Linked DNA regions of Homo sapiens: region 2 is linked to region 1. Evidence: read pairs that join two places in POLR2A ChIA-PET (ENCODE). Cell type or tissue: OCI-LY7. All regions are shown on one strand.

Evidence for each region. ChIA-PET counts read pairs that join two places held together with the same protein. Peaks named below come from ENCODE experiments on the same cell type or tissue, not always from the same donor. Only the 100,000 strongest peaks of a DNase experiment are listed, where the experiment ranks them.
Region 2: POLR2A ChIA-PET joins it to region 1 with 19 read pairs; 2 of 35 experiments call an interaction of 5 or more read pairs at or near these places.

What each region holds. Positions count from the first base shown.
Region 1 is chr1:67,735,118-67,737,617 of GRCh38, forward strand. The region is part of intron 2 of GNG12 (G protein subunit gamma 12); the gene reads right to left. Among named protein-coding and RNA genes, the nearest start is that of GADD45A, 51 kb to the left of the region's middle. RefSeq lists an enhancer at 1,029-1,108. In OCI-LY7, no CTCF peak of the experiment used is centred here; DNase peaks (open chromatin) are centred at 166, 346, 884 and 1,374; H3K4me3 peaks cover 2,500 bases; H3K27ac peaks cover 2,500 bases.
Region 2 is chr1:68,211,919-68,214,418 of GRCh38, forward strand. All of the region lies in intron 1 of WLS (Wnt ligand secretion mediator), which reads right to left. Among named protein-coding and RNA genes, the nearest start is that of WLS, 19 kb to the right of the region's middle. In OCI-LY7, no CTCF peak of the experiment used is centred here; no DNase peak of the experiment used is centred here.

The DNA.
Region 1 (2,500 bases):
AATGTTGGGATTACAGGCATGAGCCACCGCGCCTGGCCTCAGATGTATTACAATTTAATAGGTATATATTGAAATGGGTTCCATGCCATGTATTTTGGAAAGCCCTAGTTCACACAATGATAAGCAGACTTCTTTCACGCAAGACTTCTCAGGGTCTTTCCTGCACTAAGATACATTTATGATCTGGCAAGAGGCTTGTGGCTTGCAGCATTTCCCCAAATTATTTGCACATAAAAATATTTTCCGAGGAACATCTCATGAGATCATTGTTCTGCTGATCACACTTTGAGTGAATGCTGGCAAAGGGAGTTATTAGGAACAGGGCTTAAGTTCTGGTTCTTGCCATTTAACTGTGTGACTTTTGGAGTTGCTTAATTGGAGCCTGCGTCCTCATCTGCAAAAATGGGAGTGGCAACAGTCTCTACATCTCATGGAACTATCTGAGGATGAAATGCATATGTAAAGTGCTTAAAATTGTGCCTGCCTCCAAACATTCAATAAATGTGACCTCTTATAATGATTATAAAGAATACCAAATAATTTAAGAAAGGAACTATGAGAATTCAATTAAAAGGGGCAGAGAATCACTGTAAATACTATAATTTCTGAGTGATCTTCACTAACAACAGTGAAGCTCCTGTGAGAAAAACATAAAAAAATTCTTCCATGAAAGAAAATCCTAAACCATCACAGAGTACAATATTATTCTAAAGAAGGAAAAAACAAGGGAAAATATTTTTTTAAAAATAGTTCAGACAGAAAGTATCTTTGGCAAAGAGGATCTTCTGATAACATAACAGATGCAAATGAAAGACAGGGCTGATTTCCTGGGCGCTAAACCAAGTGGAGGAGTTCTCACAAGGGAAAGAGCCAGGTGCTGACCCCCTCTGCACTGGGGAAAGGAGGAAGATACAAACACACTTTCTTGCGGGGGGTAGATTCTCATCACTGAACTGAAAATGGCTTGGCATCAACAGGATGTCTTCCTGTTCCCATCTTATGAAGTGACTCATACATCTGCCATTTCACTTGCAGGAACTGTGGGAGAAGAACTAGGAGTCTGTTCATTAGGAACCCTGGCTCCACAAAGGCACTCCCTCCCAGCCTGACACAACGCCCACCTCTTCTTCCGGTTGTGCCTGCCAAGCGTGAGAGTGTACAACAACCAAAGCAAAACAAAAATCCCAACCCCCGAACCAAGCAGCAGGCAGGGAGAATGTTGCAGTAGAAGGCTACTGCTTCCTGATGCTAACGTGGACGCCAAAGGCACAGCCCACAGTTCCAGAACCCACACCACAGCACCTGAAACAATTTGCTCTCAGTGGGCCAGGGCAGCTCTAAACACTAGACTGCTTCCTGTTGTGCAGCTATGTAAATGAACCCTGTGCTGGGGCCACGGCCCAGCTGCACTGTGTGGCAGGGATGCGTGAGTAATGGAGTCACCAGGGCAGCCTCTCAGTGGAACATACTTGTGCAGCCTGCAGGCTCAGCCTCACGATGCCAACCCCAGGAGCAGTGACCCCCTCACAGGGCACACCTCTGCCAGGAAAACCATCCATGTGGTGGGGACAGACAGTTCCTTGGTAAGAACCGTCTGGATCCAGGAACCTCAGCAGATAGGGACTGAGTTGGGGGATGATTAAAACCTAGGGGAGTGGGCTCCAGACTGAACTCGGAGTGGTTTCCTTGGGTCATTTCTAATCTGCTTCAGTTTCCTCACGTAAGATGAGAGGGACCCACCTCTTAGGACCTCATTTGTGCAAGCACCAAATGTGTGTGCCTGCTAATGTCCACAGCAACACTGGAAAAGAAGTATCTCATTTTGCAGATGTGTAAACTGAGGGTTGGAGGAGTGAGTGAGCATGGCCAACATCATATAGGTACTAAAGTTGTGCAGCCTGAATATAAACCAAGAATTGTGGATATTCAGATGTGTCCACTCCTGAAATTCCACGTAGGCTGCTAAGCTTCCTTAAAATGATGTTTGCAACTAAAACCAAGTCTTAATTTTCTATATAAGTAGTACTCATTAGGTAAATTATCTACTGCAAATTAAAAATCATACTTTCATCAACCCTTCTTGGGCTACTTAGTCTTTTGCATTGCCAAATGGCCTGTGCTTAGGGGATTATAAATGGATTTTGAAACTAGCTAAAGCAAAGTCTAATTATAATTCTCATAATTAATCATTATAAAAATAAATCATTAATATAATTCCATGGCCAAATATAAATGATTTCTGTTCTAAGGCAATACCTCATTTATTGGCCTGAAGAAAGTTGGTTCTGAAAGATAAACAGTCACATGGATGGTAAGAAGAGCTCTGGGCCCAGGGTCAAGAAACCGAGGGTCTATCTAGGTTCAGCTGTTAGTTGGTTAACTGTGTAATTTATGCAAGTTACTCAATCCCCTTCCCTTTCCCTTTCTGCATCAGTAAAACAAAGAGCTTGGACTAGATCAGTGTTTCCTCCTCTTTTCAATATGAAGACTTTCTTTTTTT
Region 2 (2,500 bases), 480 kb after region 1:
GCCATTGCACAGTTGGCTTAACTTGGATGAGACAGAGGACAAAATAGTGGTGGTTTAAAAAAATACCTCCCCCATTCTGATTACAAAGGAGGCATGATTAACGAAGTACCCTTTGTATCCGAGCTCCATTCTAAGAGAAAGAGAAAGAGCTTTCCTTCCCCCTTTTTTGATCGCTGAGTCTTTTCCTACTTGTCTCATCACCCACACAATCTGTTCACAGCCCAAACAGACAATCCAGCCAGTCTGTGGAGAGTTCCTAAAACATTTATGTTGTGAAAGCAGACAGGATGAACAGGACCTCATCTCGACAAAGGATGATGGGACATTCAGCAAAAGAGTTCACGAAGGGAAATACAGATGGAGTCCCAGAGCTGAATGAATTTGCCCACAATGTCTAACACAATGCCAGCCCTTATGGGTACTTGTAAACCTTCTGGTCAATTCACAGCCACCTCCAGGTTTTATCCCCCAAATTCCATTACTTTTAGAACAAAGGGTTTTAAAAGAAAATACAATTAACAAGTTAAGGAGGTCCAAATCAGTGCTTTAAGGATCCTTCAATTTCTCTAGACCTTTAAACATAAAAATAGCAAGTTAGATGAAGATTTTAGTTCCAACACTACCAGATCGGGAGTTGACATAATGCACATAAAATACTTAATACATTGCCTGGTACATACTAAGTACTCAAATAATATTACCTAATATTTTCATCTTACACTGCTCTATTTTATTAATGATGTTTTTATATATGTCATTGCCTGTCTACTCAGCTAAATAGTTCCACCTTATCTGTTTTTGGTATAATCCAAAAGATAAATGCCTTCATATAATTATCTTATTTAAGCTTTCAGATCTATAGTAGGTTACAGATGAGACAGTAAAAGCAAGACTAGGTCTCATAGCTGGCAAGTGGTAGATTCCCATACTGAGATCTCAACTCACTAATTTAACATCCAGTGCTTTATTTCAATAACACCACAGATGAACAGATTATCATCTCTCGTGCCTCTTTGTATTCTTCAGAATTTAGCTAAGCGCTAAGATATACCTTAATGATCATCTAAAATAAATTTCTAATGATAGGTAACCTAACATGTCTGAAGATTTATTTTAGTGCCTTTAATAAGGAAGAAAAGAAATGGGTGGAAAAGCCCAACCATACTTGGCTTTGAGGAAAGACATGCCTCTGTTTTTATTTGCCAAGGGAAAGCATTACCAGGTCCATTTAGAAAGACAAGAGGAAGTAAAGCCGGGCGTGGTGGCTCATGTCTGTAATCCCAGCACTTTGGGAGGCCGAGGCAGGTGGATCACCTGAGGTCAGAAGTTCAAGACCAGCCTGGTCAACATGGTGAAACCCCGTCTCTACTAAATATACAAAAATTAGCCAGGCATGGTGGTAGGCGCCTGTAATCCCAGCTACTCAGGAGGCTGAGGCAGGAGAATCACTTGAACCCGGGACGCAGAGGTTGCAGTGAGCTGAGATTGCGCCATTGCTCTCCAGACTGGGCAACAAGAGCGAAACTTCATTCCAAAAAAAAAAAAAAAAAAAAGGAAAGACGAGGAAGCATGAGGGATTCAATGATATACCAAAGAGATAAATGGGGCTAGAGCCAGAACTCTTGATACTCTGCTCATGGCTTTCTGTATTAAGTTCATTATTAATTTGGCACCTTGAGTGAGATGAATCTTGCCTTGGATTATGCACATCAAGTTGTATTTCAGATGGCTGTCCCATACTTTAAAGGCCCATACCAAACCCCCATGTATCAAAAAAAAAAATTATCTGATCTAAAAAATGCCTAGATCCCTTAGCCCTTAACAACAAACTGTCTTATTTTATGGATCTTGTCTTCCCAAATTTAAGTTGCTGGAGGGCAAAATCCATGTGTTTACTCCTTCTGTAGCCCATGGCTAACCTAGTTCAGAACTTGTAGCAACGTGTGCTGCTCATTGCTTCCTCGGCCTCACAGCCTTCTAGATGTCCCAAAGAAACCTCGAGTCATCATAACATCTACTGAATTTCCCAACCATCCCCAGCACTACTGCTCGGCTTGGGCAGTCATTAAAGCTTCTCTTCTGCCTTCAGGATCTTCATTTCAGCTGCTGGGACATCCTGTTGCCATCCATTTCACACAGACATCCAGCCCAGCAGGAACCCGTGTTGCAATGAGCTTTGCTTCAAAGCCAGCAGCCTGGCCAAGTTCCAGGAATTGTCACTAATGATCTTCACCAGCAACTTGGTGCTCAACAGTGATCTCTGAACACACACACACACACACACACACACACCCCATTTCCAATACTGCTCTAGTTAGAGGAGCTGCCTAACAGAGGTTGGTTCCATAACTTATTTTATTCTTTAATTGTTACAGAGGACTTATTTCATCAAAATAAGCTAACTGTCCAAATACACTCTGCAATGCAGCAGTGGCCTCCACCAACTTACTCCTTTTTTTTTTTTGAGATGGAGTCTCGCACTGTCACCCAGGCTGGAGTG